2 separate regions of the Mus musculus genome follow, and region 1 is linked to region 2. A link is a loop called in an ENCODE intact Hi-C map of the cell type or tissue named here. Cell type or tissue: left cerebral cortex. All regions are shown on one strand. Links, peaks and the distances in the headings refer to the core of each region. The heading gives the core; the rest is flanking DNA. Region 1 holds the start of Serinc1 (serine incorporator 1). Region 2 holds the start of Pkib (protein kinase inhibitor beta, cAMP dependent, testis specific).

Region 1 (9,610 bases), core at 3,104-8,103, 100 kb after region 2:
AAGCTCAGACCAAGGAATGTTTCTCACTATATTTTTTCTAAAATATTCATATTTAAAATTTATACAAGGCCATCCACAATGTAATTATTATTAAATGTATAAATTATTATTAAAATAATAAAATAGGTAGATAGTCCAGCTGTAATGTTTTTAAAGGCTTGAAAAGGAACTTTATCTAGAAGAGTATATCTCATTGTTCAATAAGCAAAGAAAAGTTGTCAACATTATCAATGATCAAGGGTGTCAATGGACAACATGAAGAGTTTCATCTTTTCCATAGTAAATGTGATAAATTTGTGTTATCCAACAGTAGGGCAACACAAACACAAGTGGAGAAGAGTGCTTTGAGAAAGCTCATTTTAAGCACAATTTGCAATGTGATGGCACCAAATTGAAGCTATAACAGCATAGATTGTTGGCTATACGCTAGCTGTTTTCATTTCTAACAAGAGAGCAGGCATAAATACAACCAGAAACAACTTTATTTGTAATGTTTTATTTCTTGAGGACAAAAAGAGTTAATGGTCATGACATTTCTTATCTTACTATGCTTCTAAAATGTTTTGAAAATGTTTAGTTTTTTAGTAACATAATTTCCTCTTTTTGACATTTTTGATATTTTTGATATTTAAGTATCTAGTAGGCATCCATATGAATCATTTTGTGTGTGTAAAATTCTTTCTTGAAAAAAAAATTACTCTCATGCCATCAGTCTCTCCCCTGCTACTACATAATTGCAGAATCTCTAAAACTTGTTCATAGAAGTCATACTTTTTATAATTAACATATCACTCTATTACCAGACATAGCAAACAATGTTCTCACATAAATTATTATACATCTGCGGAAAAGACATGACAGATACCAGAAATTACAACTGACTAGGAGTTCTCTACATGAGCAATACATATTAAATGATATCTGGGTCTCCTTCATAAGAGTATCAAATTTCTAGGAAGAAAACTTCATTTTATAAGTTAGCTGATTATATCCATCCCACAAATATAGACAAGAAAATATAAAGGAACATGGAGACATCACCTGAGAAACTGACGCAACCCATTAGGTGGAGGCTGTATCCAACCTAGGTTGGCAAATCACAGACAGTGGTAATTTTGGTAGGGAAGAAAGTAGAGAAAATAACCTGTGTTGATTTTCTATGGACTCCTGTATATGGTGCTAGCATTTGCACTTGTAAAAACATGTGTCATATAATTTAACCCTTACAGTTCTATAGTTGAATCTTATACCCATATATATTAATAAAGACACTAAGCTTTTGAGAAATCAAGCATCTTACTAATGGTGTCTTGTTTTCCCTCCCTCCCTCCCTCCCTCCCTCCCTCCCTCCCTCCCTCCCTCCCTCCCTCCCTCTCTCCCTCCCTCCCTTCTGTTTTTGCAGTGATAAAATACTCTCATCAAAGAAGCTTAGAGAGTGAGGGCTTATTTTAGCTCGTAAGTCAAGGTTATAGCCCATCACAGCTCTGTTCACAATTAAGGCCCATATCAATTAGAGTAACCAGGATGATCCTGCATAGGCATGGCCAGAGATGAACCTAGATTCTGTCAAGTTGACAATACTAACTGTAACAGCTAGTGTCTTCACAACTTATACTGAAAACAGAGTTTTACACTTGGGCGAAAGAGTATAGAGGTCACATTATCAATCAGAGGAGGTACAAATAGCCTCTACGTGATAGTTTATGTCTTGAAATGTTGGGCTCTACTTTCAGGACTCTTGTAACTACAATGGTTCCCAGTCTTCCATATCTATCTCCAACTACAAATGGACTCACTGAACATTTTGTAGCTCTGTGTGTTCTGTTTTTTTCTTTTTGTTTTTTGTTTTTTGTTTTTTGAATCTTGAACTTCCAAATACTAGGGAACGGATACCAGAGACTTTACAGATTTGCATGCTCAAAACACACAGGCTGATTATCTTCTGTTTTCAATTTTATCCCCACTCTTTGGTCTGTGTTAGTTAACAGTTGTAGTTCTGCCAGATTGATAAGGGTTACTCCACCCCTCTATATGCGTTTTTTGTCAATTTTATGAGACATCTTTATTTTAAAATATTTATAGTAATGGGTATTTCAAAGTGATGTCTGTGTACCAAACTCTTCTCATGGAATGTTTTCAAGGGCAAATTACAGAAAAATAAGAATCGACACTTTTCTATGAACACAGCCCAAACATACACATCAAAACAAGGATGTCAATTGTATGTCCGGATAGCTGTTAATAAACCCCTATACTATAATAAATGTCTTAACTAAGTGAACCCTTTTTCAAGTACATGTTAAAATGTGTCTCAATAGTAAACAAAAGAACGGAAAGGCCCAAACTTGCGGGGGAAATACACACACACACACACACACACACACACACACACACATACACACACACACACACACACGCGCGCATATATATATACGGACACATATATATGTACACACAGATATATATTATATACATATATACATACATATATGTATATATATGATATATAACATACATACACACACACACACACACACACACACACACACACATATATACACACACCAGTGAAACTTGTTCCACATAGTGGCTGCAGGAGTAAAATATGTATGTTAGTAGAACAACAACAAAGAAAACAAAACTAAAAAGGGGACTTTAGTGGAAATGAGATGGCTAAATCCCAAGAGGAACCAAAAAACAGTAACAGTAGCTCTTCTAACGTCCAAATTCAAGACAATGACAGAGGCCTTCCCTAACACAGTCTTCTTTACTTGGCAAAGTAGGCCCACTCCATGAAGCCACAAATCTAGCATCGCTGAAGACCACGCCCTTCCTCTCGGCGCATTGCGCACGCCCGGCAGCAGTCACCGGGTCCAGGTCTGAGCGGAAGTGACGCACGCGAAGCTGAGGGGCTTGTGCGTCTGCGCCGGAAGTGCCTGCCAGACAGTAAATAAGCCCAGAAAAAGGACGAAAGAAGCTGTCTCCATCTTGTCGGCACGCGCCGAGCTGGTGACGCGGCGGCGATGGGGAGCGTTCTGGGGCTGTGCTCCGTGGCGAGCTGGGTAAGGCGACCTGGGGCTCGCGGCCCGTGCGAGCTGGGTTTATCCGCCCTCCTCCGGTCTTTGCGGCTCCGCTTCGGGGCTGGAGCCTAGTGAGGGTGAGGCCGGGCGGAGCGGGGCGTCTCCCGAGCAATGGCTTTCTCTCTCGTGGGAGCCTCGGCCGTCGCCGTTCCAGCTCCTTCCTCCCACGGGCACTGAGTTTCTCCTTGTCACCCCGATTCCGGCGACCTCGCACTGCGGCACTGTCATTCCCGGAGGCCTCTTTTGTTCTGACACGCAGCCGCCAGGGAGTCGGGCCCGTTATTTGGGACATCTCGACAAGTGTCGACGTAGTCTTACCGGGTTTTTTTTGTTCTTGTTTTTAATACAGAAGTCAAATTCCCTTACTACGTACCTTTTTCGGTTTTGTTTGCTTTGATTCTTATATTTCCAAATTTATGTTTCTAGAAAAGGTGTTCAGGTCTGTGGGTACTGATTTTTTTTTTTTTTGACGTAAAACATGAACGTGCAATCTGAAAGTTGATGCTATAGGAAGGGTATGTTGCATTTTCGTGAGGCAGTACAATCCTCTAGAACAGTGGCAAGATTTCGTAAACCAGATGGCACAGATGACCCCGTTCTCTAATAGACAAAACATTGGCAGAGCAGTTTATAATAAAAAGCTTCATTGCTTTGGGTGAGGTATTTGGATTCAAATCTTATTCTTTGGCCAATGATTTCTAAGTTTAACTCGGAACAATCTTTTTTAACTAAATCATCCCTTTGTGTATATGTAACCAATGTACTGGCTAGTTTACATGCCTCATCATTTGAAAACTGCTTTGGTATGATATGACGAGAATTATGCTTAGTTTTTACTCAATACTGTTTGTAAGTCCAATGAGCTATTCCCTTATATTTTGCTATTTGCAGTTGGATAAGGAAATTTGACCTCGGAGAGCCTAATTGAGTCTGTTGACCCCTTTATACAGAAGGCAAAATTAAGTGTAGTAAAACTTAATAAATAGGAGCTGGGGAGATGACTCAGCTTGCTGCTTTTGCTAGATTATGGAGTTTAGTTACCAGCACCCACACATTCGGCAGTTCACTGCTTGTAACTCCAGTTCCAGGGAATCTCACACCCCCTGTCTACTCTCCACTGACAGTTGGCTCCCATGGGCACATACTCCCACACATAAGACACATATGCATACACATAACAATTGTAAGTAGTTATTATAAAATGTTTCCTTGGTTTGTTTGTTAGGATGTTGAGTTATTTAATTTGTAATACTAGAATTAGCTTGGTTGTGGTGTGGGCACACAGCAATTCCATTGAGACCATAGAGTTAGAGGGATATGAATTCTCCATTTTATTATTTTCCAGTTTAGTTTTGAGCACTGTTGTTGTTGTTGTTCTCTTTTGTCTTTTTAAGTTTTAAGGAATTTTTGTATATGTGTGTTTTAAGTCAAAATAGCTTTGGAGAACACCATTGGATACATTGCATGACTACATCTACAACTTAGATTGACACTTTTGTTCACGAAAGGAATGTCTTTGATGAAACTGGTGCTGTCTTGCCAGCATCATTTTATTATACCTAGGTACACTGAAGAGGTTGCAACAATAGCAGGGTTAGGTATGACTGGAACTAGGGGGCAAGTTGTTCATCATGATGCACCTTTCTTCTGACTCATCTGGAGGTTCATGGTGTGAAGTTTGAATCATACCTTTTGTTCAGTGTGCTCCTTTTAACTATTAGATTTCAGTGTATATCTGTAAGTAGAATTTGTATTAGGAGGTACACCTCCATCTTTTCCAACTCCCAAGTTTAATATGCTTACTTGCTTGGGAACTTTGATGAGGTGAAATTTTATTCAACTGTTCCTCTGGTTGAAATAATTAAGTATGTCAAGTAATCCATAATTTAAAGGCTTTCATTTTTTAACAGATTTTTGAAGACTCAGTCGAGTTTAGTAACACTTTGCTTCTGGTTCATAAAGTAACTATAAAACATTACTCCTGAACTACAAAAATGTATGAAAGAAAATTTACATGTGAGCATCTCTGGACCTTTTATCTAACTGTAATACTGCCAGCCACTAACATATCTTTCCTCAATATAAGGTCAGCATTGGTATTCTGAATAGATACTTTTTAATAACTAGATCTTGTGAACAATCACAATCATTTCTTTACCCCAGATAGTTAATGTAGCTAAGTAATTAAGAGGAAAGATGTAGGAATTACCAAGCACCCGTTTCACTGCCAAGCTCTGCTCCATTTTTGTTTTGTAACACAATTTTGTTATTTTAAGAAATCATCCCTGATTGCTTTCAGACACAGGCAGTTTAGTAGGACTTGTCAGCTTTGACTTTATAATGAACTGATCTAGTTTTGCCATTTGCAGCAGAAAGCTCATCTGAGGCTATTGGTGCACCCAGAGAAAACTTGCAGGTTCCTGTCTGGTTAGGATATTTGGGGAGTCTAGTGTGGTGACGTGTTGCCTGCATATAAAGTCTACTTTTATGTAGTCAGTATATTGTAGACTCCTCTTGCTGGTCATCTGAGCCTTGTTTTATTCTCTTCAGTTCTGAGTTTTTCATCTTTTATTCCTGTCTCCTGTGTTGGCTAAGCTCCTCAGTGTAAATGTGAAAACCCATGTCTTTGTTTTATGGTATTGAGTTGACATATCTTGTTTTTGTCTCCAAATATTAGTAGGTTCTTCTAAATCGTCTTCCATGTCTCCTTCCCATGCTCTAGGCTCCCTCCACTGTCTTGACTGTGTAAAATGTAGTTAACAGTATCAAAGGACATTTGTACATGTTACCTTGCAGATTGGTTTTGCCTACTTGGTCCTCCCTCATGGGTTGTATATTCCTGTTCTTCTCCATGTCTTCTGAGTCTCTGTTAGATGTCAGATACAGGTTTTACCTTGATGAAGGCTGGATATACTTCATTCAATGTTTAAAAACTATTCTTGGGCTATGCTCTTGGATATAGGTAAATTACTTAGAGATGTTTATGTCTTTGATGCTTGCTTACAAGTGAAATGAGTTCAACCTGTTTTAGACAGCTGGGATTCTGCCCTGGGAATGCTAGCTGCTTTCACTTCTGTGAATTCTCAGCTCTGTCTCCTCAGGCAAATTGCTGTGCTGACCTATTCTAGTTAGAAAGATGGGCAACTCCTAGGGTCGACACCATCTGCTTTCCAGAATCACTACCTTGCATTTCTTCTTTCCAGTTTTATTAGTTCATACTGTATCTGAAATAATTGCTTGATTATTTTTTTCCATCGTTAAAGCAAAAGGTAAGTCCGGTCACTGTTACTTCTTCTTGGCCTGCATTTAGGTAATTATCCCAAGTACATTTTCCATCTGTAATTCTGTTATCAGCAGTGTCTTTTTGTTCCTGGGTAGCTTGCTTGGTCTTTTGTTTTTGCCTTTTTTTTTTTTTCATTATTCCCATGATTCCTTTCTCATTTTGATCTGCTATTTTCTCATTTCATTTCTGAGCTAGTGTCTCAGTCTCTGTCCCTCCTGCCCTTCAGGGGCCCCTCCTCTAGCCCTCTCCTCCCTCCCCACCCATCCCTCCCTCTCTGGCTTTTGTTTCTCTAGCTCAAATGAAGTGCATTGGCAGGATTTGTCCTTTGCATACTGAGTTATCTTTATGTAGATGTTCTATTTTTTAATTTTGTGATCATAGAAATCTTCTGTGTATGTTTGCATAATAGCTATGCCATCAATTTCTGATCCTCAAACATAGTGTACAGCTGCTTTGTGTTCGTCTTAACACTTACATTTGCTATAGAAATTTGTCTAGTACAGTGCTATTTTCCGGGAATATCTGTGGTTCTTTTCCCCAGAGCTGGAATACCCTGGTCTAACTGATGGAGTTCAGTCTAGGTTATGGACAACCCTTGTGAGGATACTTAAATTTTGCCTTCTTGAGATATTCCTTATTAATGCTTGTGCATGTTAAGCTCTCCTGGTCAAAACCCTACTCATAGTTCAGCAAGGAGTTCATTAGAGAAAGTTAGCTAGTTGTTAACTAGTTGTTAACTAGTTGTTGACTTACCCTTAAAAAACAAAACAACAACAAAAAAACCCAACCTTGTTCTAGTGGTAGTTTTATTGCTATTAACAGAAAGCTAGAAAAGGAAAAAATAAGAACACCAATTCACTTCAGGGTTGTGGTGGATCATCCCCCCACCCCCCAGAATTCTATGGCTGTACTCTTTATCTTGGAGGTGGGCCTGGAGGTGAGCTGAGGAGCTGTGCTATTTATGAATCTTCCATTTCTTAGATAAGTCTTGGTTGCCGATGGTTAGTTCCCACGTTTTTAAATAATTTTACTTGATGTAGAGGACAAAGGCTATTTACTATTTTCCTTGTTCCATCTTTGCCTTAGGTTTTTAGAGCATGTAGGTAATGTATGCGAGCCGAACACTTTTAAGCTTTTTGAATTAATGTCACTGTTTATCCCTTCAACAAATAGAATGTGCATTTTATTAGACGATTTTAAACTATGCTGATGTTTAATATTTTTCCCAGATTCCGTGTTTGTGTGGCAGTGCCCCGTGTTTGCTGTGCCGATGCTGCCCCAGTGGGAACAACTCCACTGTGACTAGATTGATCTACGCACTTTTCTTGCTCGTCGGAGTATGTGTAGCTTGTGTAATGTTAATACCAGGAATGGAAGAACAACTGAATAAGGTCAGGCTTTTGTTTTAATGTTGACGAACTAAGATTATAGAATATGCATGAAATGACTTTTGGGGTATTAAAAATAAGGTAATATAAAAGTACAGTAATATGTAATCCCAGTTTTAGTGGATTATAGTCTTATGATGGCGGCACTGAAAATGTTCTTTCGCAGTTAGTTCCCACCAGAACAGATGGTAGATGGCATTACTGAAGATACAACATGCTTCAGTCTCAGGCCATAAAGAAATCAGGCTGGAAGTGGTCTGTATGCTTCCTTCCTGAGACTGGCTCTCATCATATCAGCAGTTGCTATGCAGGCTGTTGGGGAAGAATTGTCATGTGTAGTCTTAATCAGTTGTTGACTCTGCACATAACAGTACCTACTAGCCAGGCAAGATGTATCCAAGTACAGTAGTGACAAGCCTGTCAGAGAGGCCACTCCACTGGAAGGAATTTACATTTGTTATTGTAAACCTTTGACTGTAAGCCTCATCAAAAGCCTGTATAGAGTAGTGGTCCTACTCAGGACGCTACTGCTACTGTTTTACCAAATGAACTACCATCAAATTTCCTCCTAAGTAACTGGTCTTCAGATACACAGCTCAGTGGTATTTAGCCATGGTCAGAGAAGCTTGTGTTTTACAGTGGACTCCAATACCTACAGAGGCTTAGAAACTAGTTAGTGTTGAAAATAACTTGATGCTTAAATGCTCAGCTTTAAATGGGTTATCTATGTCACTGTATTCAAGGCTCAGGGAACACTGTTTATGAAGGGACAGAAAGAATGACAGAGTCAAAGGAAATGAAGAAATGGTGTCAAATCTTGACATAACATTCTACTTGCAAACTCACAGCATCTGTGAGGCACACGTGATTGACCACTAACATCAGTGATGGAGAAGAGAGGCGCTCACAAGGTTCTGCCTCTTAGAATTCACATGCAGTTAGGTAGTTGCTGGATATAACTGCTCCAAAACTGATATCTAAAGTGCAGTATTCTTAGAGTACTGCAGTTAGGCGTGGGAGAAATAGTTTATTCTTATACATATGAACAGTATGTGTAGTTCTAAATAATACTGTCAGTTACCTCACAAAAGTTTCTTCTTGGGGACTGGCGAGGTGACTCAGCGGGTAAGAGCACTGACTGCTCCTTCAAAGGTCCTGAGTTCAAATCCCAGCAACCACATGGTGGCTCATAACCACCCATAATGAGATCTGACACCCTCTTCTGGTGTGTCTGAAGACAGCTACAGTGTACTTATGTATAATAGTAAATAAATCTTTAAAAAAAAAGTTTCTTCTTTGTATTCTGAGTTCAATGTAACTTTCTATCTGTGAGTGTATGTTGGTGGAGATCAAGCCCTGGGCCCCATCCCTGTTGCCTGGCAACAGTAGTATTACTGTGCCTCTCTACCCCAGTTGATTATACCTTTCTGAAGTAGTCCCTGCTGTTTCTCAACATTCCCAATTACAATATGAATAAGCTGTCAGCTCAAGTTAAGTCAATAATGTCCTTATGGTCACAAACAACATTTAAAGGTCTTATATTCAAAATTGGTATAAATAACCTTGACTTTAAAAAGCCATTTTGTTTCCATCTTAGACGTGACTGTTTTATGTAATTCTTTAAGCTTTTGTTAATTTCTTCCCACCTATTTTGCATATATAATTCAGCATACCACAGTAGAATGCAAGTCTTAGGAAATTTAGAATTATGATAACAGTATAAATATGTACAATTTTGTTTTTATGTAACTTAAAATACATACTTAAAGAATAAAAATAAATCGAGCTCAAAGTAATCACCTTAGACTTGACAATTGTTAGTTTATTATTTGCTTGCCTTGAAGTTTTAATGTGTGTGT
Region 2 (9,610 bases), core at 2,148-7,147:
CCTCATAGCTATGCATATGCAGGCAGCACTAAGTCCACTCAGTGGGTTTGGAAAAAACAAACAAACAAACAAACAAACAAACAATGCTTGAAATTTGAAGCTAATAGTGGGTGGAAGGGAAGATATTGGAGGTGATGTAACAAGGACCTGGACTCAATCAAACCACAATAAATGAATTCATAACATTCTCAAATATTATATGAGTATATAATTCAAAGTAAAGAGTTCAAATGCACATCAACTGAAAAATGGACAGAATATGATACGGCAGCACCAACAGAAATTATTCAGCAGTTATAAAGGAACAAAATACAGATGCACACTACAATACAGATGTACCACAAAAGCATGATGTGAATGAATCCAGAAACCAAATAACATATAGTATACTATTTGTCTGCAATGTTTAGACAAAGTAAGCCTGTCTAAAGTAAAAGCAGATACACAATGCCCTGGAGTTCCGATGGGACTAGAAGGCTACAAGTAGGCATGCTGGGTCTTACAAATTGCTGAAGATTAAAACTGGATCATAACAACTATTATACATCCTGGTAAAAATTCTAAAAAAAAAATCATTAATAGGAGGTGGCTTTCTGAAGATCATCTGCTTTTGAAGAGGGTAGATTTTACTATGTATAAATTTATAATCTATATCTCAACAAATTTACCTTTAAATCTGTAATGCAAACTGGATGGGAAGTTAAATAATTCTAAGACTGTTAGAAAAATAATCTGATCTATCATTAATTTAAATATACACTTAAGCTGACTAAAGAGGAGGGAAAAATTCTTTAACAAGAGGGGAATTTGGCACTTCTTAAAATATTCTAGATTGAGTAAGCTCCTGCCTGTAATACTTTGCTGAAGAAAGTCATAGACACAATATTAGTAAATTACTAAAGCTATTCTCTGGGTCTTTTCTTTCTTTATTTCTCAGATATAGATAGATAGATAGATAGATAGATAGATAGATAGATAGATAGATAGATTTAGATTTTTAAAATTGAATCAGTTGAACTTGCCAAGCACTTTTTTTTTCTTTTTAGAAAATAAGCTCCCTAGAGACAGAGTCAGTTGACTGGCTCTGTCTAGTGTCTGGGAGTCACAGGGTACAGCGTTTTGGAGGTGCAATCTTTGGCATCAGAGAGTTGAGGTCACCACATTTTAATTTTCATTTTAATAAGCCAAACTCTGAGCCTCTGAATATTAAATATATTAAATTCAAGGAAAATTTTTAACGTGTCATTAAGGGGGAAAAAGACATCGTGTGAAGTGGATAGATGGATGTTTAAAGGTTACTGTACAAAGAGCAAAACAACCCGTAAGAGTCAGTCTAACCCATTACTTTTTCCGGTATCCAATCACAGGTAAGAGTGCCTCGTTCTGGTTTGTCTTTCGCAGCTGAACATGCCTCTAAGTGGTCATCAGTGTCCAGTATCCACCTGCTGGTCTGCTAGGGTCCAGCTGCTAACCCTGTTGTTTGCTTTAATGGCTTCCCTTGGGCTCAGCACCTGCTCTTCAGGGAGCTTCCCTGAGTCAGGAGTGCTTTCTGATATTATCTTTGAGAAGATGGAATGCCACTGTCATCTCAGCTTGACTAAAGAAGGGAATTGAGTTGTGGGGTCTGAGATGTCCATGAGACCTGGTCACCCTTTACAGAAACCCTCCAAACCTTCAGGAACCCACAAAAGGCTGCAGTAACTGTAGCCAAGAGCAACCTGGACTGGGATGCCTTCTGCCTTTCAGTCTGTGGGACCATCTGGCACTTGAGTCCCTCTTCCTTTATCAGCGAGGGTCCTCGCAGCAAGCAGAGTCTGATATGGCTGCGGGGCACCCCTGAGGTCGCTGGTTTCCTAGCAGGCATACTTTATCAAGGAATGGGGGGAAACCGGTAAGGTGAAGTCTCTTGGCTAAAGCCACAGTTCTGGACGCTTGAAGCGGGTTGGAACTCAGACCTCTACTGATAGAAAAACGAGGCCGGAAGAAAATGATGTGGCGTTGATGGCGTGAGCAGAGAAAGGCTCAGCAACTTATAATCAGAGGTCCCCTGAGTCCACTCTCAGTGGCCAGCGAGCATAAGCCAATGAGCAAACCTCCCAGGAGCACCAGCTTTCACTCCGACAGTCCCCCAGCTCCAGGTGGAAGGATGGGATCTGCTCTGAAATCCCCCTGGGCATGTGCAGACCAGGCATAAAATAGCAAAGTTGAGCTTACATTTTCCCCTCACTCGGTCTCCCCAACTCCCCGAGCCCTTTCCCTCCATCCCCTCTCTAGTGACACCTGCTCGCCGGTACTTACCAGCTGCGCGCAAGAGATGCGGGCGGCGCCGGGCCAGGTCCCTCACGGTGGCGCCTGCTGCCGGCCTCTCTGCGGCACGGAGCTGCGACGCGGCTGGAGCTTGCAGCCGCCTCTGCTCTGGGATGCGGCTGGGCTGAGCTGGTGGCAGCAATGTGTGGGGCGGAGGGAGCCGCTCGGTCCCGCCCCCGCGAGCTGAGCTAGGCTCCACAGGACCTGCCCAGTTAAGCAGAACCTGCCACCGCTGAGCCCCAGGGGACAAACGCAACAGTAGTTCCTGCTCCAGGTGTCCTAAGGGGACAGCCTCTGTGCATGTTCACCGAAGACAGAGTCAGTTCCCTTGAAATTACACACCTCCGCTGCTGTCTGTCTGTCTGTCTGGATGCTGCTATCCTTCCCTCTTATTTACAGGACTTAGGCTCCTGGTATCAGGAGGTTGCACTTTATCTAACAAGGGATGTTTGGAGAAACTAGCTCTGTTGCACCTGGAATCTGGGTGTTCGCGTTTATTTACAGATTCTTTTAGCACATTGGAGTCTCACGCCATAAAGAACACTTCTCTTCTCTTCTCTTCTCTTCTCTTCTCTTCTCTTCTCTTCTCTTTCTTTCTTTTTTTATTTTTGTGCAATAAAAAGCAGACATCAATGTGTATCAGGCGTCACTTTTAGACTCTCACTAAAGAAAACAAAGTTCTTACTGTTAAGCTGTCCTTATGTCCTTTAAAAGATGTAGGAAATGGAAGAAGTTGCTGCTAACAAAAAAGACTCTGATTCTGGAGGAGGTGACTTTTGCTGGAAGTCCCAGTGGCCTCTGAGAGTCACCAGAATTCCAAGTCTTTATTATGGGCTGCTCAATTATCCTGCATCTGGCTTCCAGGAAGTCCAGGTCTGGGATACCCAGATACTTCCCATTGACCAGCCCCATTTGGCCTGCTTATAGAAAGACTGACATATTAAAATATAATCAGGGAAAAGTCCCCATTGGAAGTGTCTACAAAGTGTATGATGGTTAGACTCCTTGAATTATTGACTATTTGTAACTGCGCCGTGTGGTAATAACTCTCTACTTGCAGATAATAGACTCAACTCCAACAAAGTGAGGTCAGTTGCATAAGGTGAAACGGGGAAATCCAAACCCTGGCCTGTGAGATGCCCCAGCGGGTTAAGGTGCTCACTGCCAAACCTGATGAGTTGGGTTTGATTTCCCATACCTGGATAGTGGAAGGAGAAAACTGGCTCCCATAAACTGAGCTCTGATTACACACACGCCTCACACACATGCATGCATTCACCAGTACACATGTATAAATGTGATTTAAAATTTTAAGAGAGGGCTAAGGAGATGATTCCATGGTAAAGAGTTCTTGTTGCTCTCACAGAGAACCAGCACTGTGTTCCCAGCTCCCATATTGCACCTGGCAACTGGATGAAGCTCCAGTTCTAAAGGTTTTGTCACCCCCTTCTGGTCTCCACAGGTACTGCTTGCATGTGATAACATAAGTATACTTGCAGGAAAAACACACGTAAACACAAACTAAAAGCTAATCTCATTTTTAACCAAGCTGATTTTAAAACTCAGGTCTTTTTACCTTCAGAACTGATGACAGATTTAAATTGCAGCCTGGTAATATGATGAGTTCTCTAAATGTTGGAATATGTGCATCTTTTCCCGAGAACATTTATGTAGTCACAATGTATCCACAAAAGAGACCACCAAACATTACTTCTGTCTTTAGCATAGCTTGAAAACCTACTATTTGGCACATTTCCAAGTCCAATACTAGTCCATAGTGTAATACTTGTGTTATCTAGTTATTCTAAAGCTAGTTCCCATTAGGGATTTATAATGGGGTATGGGGTAACATACCTGACATGTGAGCTATTCTATAACAATGGCCAATGTTTTGTGAATGTGCAACTGTAGTTTTGTTTATTCACAGTTTGTTTGTTTGTTTGTTTTTAAAAAACCTGCCTTTGGGGACAATTTTTATTTTTAAAATTAGTCCTCAGTGATGTGCCTATAAAGTCCTACATACTTAAAATTCATCTGAACCATTAGAAGGAGTCACAATCGTGTGCCCTCAAGAGCTAAAACATATGCTTAGAGAGATGTTTATAAAATTCTGTACTGCTTTATTTATTTATTTATTTATTTACTTACATATTTTTTATTTATTTATTTACTTACATAAGAAACAGGGTGCCACAACAAATGTGTAGCAGTCAGAGGACCATTTTGGGGGGACTTGGTTCTTTTCTTCTATTATGCTGGTCGGGTTTTGTGGTTGCAAATGTCTTTACCAAATGCGTAGTTTTAAAATGAACAAATTGATTTCCTTATGCTTGTTTTTATGTATAGTGACTTAAAAAAAAAACCTATTTGTGGAATGATCTTGGATACTTAGAGAAGATTGAAGATTTTTTTTGTATGTGTCCTCTCATGTCTAAATAAAGCCAATGCCACCATGTGGCCAGCTGGAAGTTCTGCAGCAACTGCCACTGGACAGAACTCACTGTATATCCAATGAAAAATTTCAAGTCCAAGAGTTGAAGGCAACAGTAGCTTCCCACAGTTGCATTAAATTGTGTCAGACAGTGACTTTAAATACAGAAAGCTCAAATCAGCTTCAACGGTTTTTTTGTTTTGTTTGTTTGTTTTTTTTGTTTTTTTTTGTTGTTGTTGGTTTTGTTTTGTTTTGTTTTGTGGTTTTTTTTGATTTTTTTGTTTGTTTGTTTGTTTTTCGAGACAGGGTTTCTCTGTATAGCTCTGGCTGTCCTGGAACTCACTTTGTAGACCAGGCTGACCTTGAACTCAGAAATCTGCCTGCCTCTGCCTCCCGAGTGCTGGGATTAAAGGGGTGCGCCACCACGCCCGGCTCAGCTTCAACGTTTTATCAAGCAATATGATGGCAAGATGGTGAGAAGACAAGTGAGAAGCTTAAATGTTAGCTCTTGGAGTAGATGAAGGAGACAGACATGAAGTAAACGCAAGACAAGATAAAGAAGACGAAAGCTGAGGAAGAAGAGAAAATAAAGCAATTCAGTCTCAATCAAATTACACAGACAAGAGGACTAACAGTGAGAAGGTAGGATGCCAATTATAGACGTTTCCACAGAGTAATGGTGGCATAATTTATGGAGAAGCTGTGGGTAAGACTGGCTGGCCATGGCAATGGCCAAACAATTGGGGAGTAAGGTATCCACATAGACACCAAAGCCACCAACATTGATGCCTGTGGGTATATTATTAGATCATGGTGCAGGGGACATTCATGAATGTAGTGGAAAGGTCTGGAGTTGAAGGAAGACTGCCGAGTCGAGGAAGAAGTTCACATGTGCACACCCAGAGAGGGAGAATCTAAGTGGGTGAAAGGTGAGAGGTGGCTAACAGTTCAATACTAGACAGCAGCAGGACATGATGCTGTTCCCATGCCCTCTAGGAGGGTGAAAGAAGAAGAAGAAGAATCCACTGAGCTGAAAGAAGAAGCTGAAATCCAGAACAAGGAGGAAGTTGTAGTCAAGGATTCTACAGATGGTAACAGTGTTCTTCAATGCTAAATAAAGATCCTCCAAGGTTAGAACGGTTCTATGGAGAAAACCCTTCAAGGCCCTGTAACTTGTACTCTAGAACATAGCTTTGCCTCTGAGAAAACCCTACCTTCTCTCCCTGCCTTGAAACCTTTAACATCATTTAAACAAAAAGAAGCACTTTCCTCTTGCCACTGGCCAATAATGAGTATGTGATCAAAACTGTGGGGCAGTGGAGACATGGACAGAGATGTGAAGCAAGAAGCAGTAAGGAGCCTCTGCCCAATTGAAGCAGGAGATTGCACTTTGATGGGACACGAGTCTTAGGGAGAAGTGCTGTGCTAGGTCTTAAGTGCATTCTGGGTTCTGATTGGTTGGGGCAGTGCTGGCTGAGATCTGAGTGGGACTTGGGGACAGCCACTAGCAACCTACTCTGCTGTTCTTTCTGAGGGTATTTTAATTTCCTGAGGTTGCATAACAAATTGGTACAACCTGGGTGATTCAAACGTATTTGTAATCTCTCAGAGTTAAGGGATCAAAGTCTGAAATCAAGGTATGGATAGGCTCTGTCTGTGTCTCTGTCTCTCTGTGTCTGTCTCTCGGTTTGTCTCTATTTCTGTCTCTTTCTCTCTCTTTCTCTTTCCCCCTCCCTTCCTCCCTCCTTTCCTCCCTCCCTCCTCCCCCCACCTCTAAAGGTCCCATGGGAGAAGGCCAGTGTTACCCCTTCTGGCTTTCAGTCATAAGTCATCCTTGATGCAGATGAGCTTGTGCTCTGTGTTATTTTCTCCCTGCCTCTCTCATCATGTTTCCCCATTGTGTTTCCACTCTCCATGTTCTGCTCTTACGTAAGGACACTTGTGGCACATCCAGTTATGTTCAGATGGCTTCATCTGGACACACATTCTATATTAAATCAGAGGCTCTCAACCTTCCTAAGACTGCAACCCTCATGCTGTGGTGAATACCAACCAAAAAAAAATATTTTAATTACTACTTCATAACTGTAATTTTGCTACTGTTATAAATCATAATATAAACATCTGTGTTTTCTGGTGGTCTTAGGTGACCTCTGTGAAAGTGTTTGAGAAATATCTTCAAAGATCTTTTAAAAGGTGATCACATTCACAAGCATCAGGGACTAGGATTTGAAGATATGTTTTTAAGACAGCACCATTAGTCCACTATACCCCAATCTGACAGGGCCACAGAATTGGGCAGGCTGGATGATATTACCAGGTGAAAGATTTTTTAAGTGTATTTGGCAAAACTGAGCTATCATAGTAATATGAGGCTTATTAACATTTCTGAAGTATTTGGAACATTAAATGTAAGATAAATAAAACTTTGAAGGTAAAAACCTCCCAGAGCGAAATGCAAATCAAAACAACCCTGAGATTCCACCTCACATCAGTCAGAATGGCTAAGATCAAAAATTCAGGTGACAGCAGATGCTGGCGAGGATGTGGAGAAAGAGGAACACTCCTCCATTGTTGGTGGGATTGCAGGCTTGTACAACCACTCTGGAAATCAGTCTGGCGGTTCCTCAGAAAATTGGACATACTACTACCGGAGGATCCAGCAATACCTCTCCTGGGCATATATCCAGAAGATGCCCCAACTGGTAAGAAGGACACATGCTCCACTATGTTCATAGCAGCCTTATTTATAATAGCCAGAAGCTGGAAAGAACCCAGATGCCCCTCAACAGAGGAATGGATACAGAAAATGTGGTACATCTACACAATGGAGTACTACTCAGCTATTAAAAAGAATGAATTTATGAAATTCCTAGCCAAATGGATGGACCTGGAGGGCATCATCCTGAGTGAGGTAACACATTCACAAAGGAACTCACACAATATGTACTCACTGATAAGTGGATATTAGCCCAAAACCTAGGATACCCAAGATATAAGATACAATTTCCTAAACACATGAAACTCAAGAAAAATGAAGACTGAAGTGTGGACACTATGCCCCTCCTTAGAAGTGGGAACAAAACACCCTTGGAAGGAGTTACAGAGACAAAGTTTGGAGCTGAGATGAAAGGATGGACCATGTAGAGACTGCCATATCCAGGGATCCACCCCATAATCAGCATCCAAACGCTGACACCATTGCATACACTAGCAAGATTTTATCGAAAGGACCCAGATGTAGCTGTCTCTTGTGAGACTATGCCAGGGCCTAGCAAACACAGAAGTGGATGCTCACAGTCAGCTAATGGATGGATCACAGGGCTCCCAATGGAGGAGCTAGAGAAAGTACCCAAGGAGCTAAAGGGATCTGCAACCCTATAGGTGGAACAACATTATGAACTAACCAATACCCCGGAGCTCTTGACTCTAGCTGCATATGTATCAAAAGATGGCCTAGTCGGCCATCACTGGAAAGAGAGGCCCATTGGACACGCAGACTTTATATGCCCCAGTACAGGGGAACGCCAGGGCCAAAAAGGGGGAGTGGGTGGGTAGGGGAGTGGGGGTGGGTGGCTATGGGGGACTTTTGGTATAGCATTGGAAATGTAAATGAGCTAAATACCTAATAAAAAATGGAAAAAAAAAAAACTCCCAGAGCAATGTTAGGTCTTTGGAGTAGTGACTTGTCATTAGCAGATGCACCAAGACAAGGATCCATGTAGTTCAGAGTTTCCATATCACCATGTCAGAACATGGACATGTGCTGTTCAGTGCAGGGGAAATGCAGTCTAGGACAGGGGTTCCCAGGGGTCCCAGTCCATGTTCATCCAGGTGAGAAACAGTAGAGGCTGGAACAGAGCTGTGGTCTCAAATTTCTTGGCACCCAGACTCAGCTGGGAACTGCAAGGAGCTGAGAATGAGGGGGTCAGAGAGGTCCCATCCTCCTCCCCTGTACCCAGATATCACTGGGGACTGAGAGGAGTTAGCCCAGATGGACTGCCATGAGCCCAGGGTTGGGGTGGGGTGAACTACGACTTAGTTCAAAGTGAGTGCTAGGAGTATATAGGAGCTTCTAAGGGGGACTTAGAAAGGGCTCTGTATGACAATAGCACCGTCCCTCCACACCCGCCTGGGGTCCTTGATGAAGGAGACTATTTTTGTTTGTCCAAACTACTTTATTCATGGCAGATGAAGATGCATACATCTTCCTCAGGGTGAACCAGAGATTAAATACCTTTTGCAGGAAGGGATGCCCAGGAAGAGAAGCTCATTGGCTGAACACTTGGGGCCTATCTAGATACTTCATTAGCATAGAGAACTCTTAAGTTCCATACTACATGGCTGGTTGTCATGGTCTTCTTAGTGGCATGTTGTGGTCATGCACTTCAGGATAGGACTCTGGTTCGGATGGACTCTGAACTCCTGCCTTTCTCACTTATGAGTTTTATCTGGTTTCTGAACTTTGCTACAACCTTACCTGTTCTGTCTGGTGGTGTGGTCCACTGCCCCACAGATCCATGTTCCTATGGGAAGATCTAGTCCAAGTACAGATAATCAAGAGAATGGGGTTCTGTGGTCAATTTCTTCACCACCCTCCATTCTAGAGTACTGGCATAGTTCCCTAGTGTCAAAAGACAGTCTGTGGGAGGAACATACTTCATCTCTCCATAAAAGCACAAAACTGAACAGGGCTTGAGTACCTTGTACCTTTCCGACATTGGCACCAAAACTGAAGTAGTTCCCTAATCTGTCTCCATATGGGAGACAGTCTTAAGCATCCTTCAGGAGAGAGAAAGAAGTATTTAAAATAGTGTTAGCCATGCTCCTTTGTATGCTGGCTGGCAGGCACTCCAGGAAGTATTGGCGTAG

Evidence for each region. Hi-C counts contacts between places; a loop is a spot of excess contacts. Peaks named below come from ENCODE experiments on the same cell type or tissue, not always from the same donor. Only the 100,000 strongest peaks of a DNase experiment are listed, where the experiment ranks them.
Region 1: a loop joins it to region 2, with 3.0 times the contacts of the local background. A loop is called at or near these places in 2 of 42 quality-filtered maps.

The regions. Positions count from the first base shown.
Region 1 is chr10:57,525,809-57,535,418 of GRCm38, reverse strand. Serinc1 (serine incorporator 1) reads left to right here and starts at 2,890. Exons shown (of 9, transcript NM_019760.3): 1 at 2,890-3,062; 2 at 7,593-7,754. The coding sequence starts at 3,024. In left cerebral cortex, for the core only: no CTCF peak of the experiment used is centred there; DNase peaks (open chromatin) are centred at 4,159, 5,491 and 6,054; H3K4me3 peaks cover 3,369 bases; H3K27ac peaks cover 743 bases.
Region 2 is chr10:57,624,896-57,634,505 of GRCm38, reverse strand. Pkib (protein kinase inhibitor beta, cAMP dependent, testis specific) reads right to left here and starts at 2,525. Exons shown (of 5, transcript NM_001039051.2): 1 at 2,299-2,525. In left cerebral cortex, for the core only: CTCF peaks have their summits at 2,359, 3,742 (motif pointing left) and 4,771 (motif pointing left); DNase peaks (open chromatin) are centred at 2,408, 3,731 and 4,769; H3K4me3 peaks cover 704 bases; H3K27ac peaks cover 679 bases.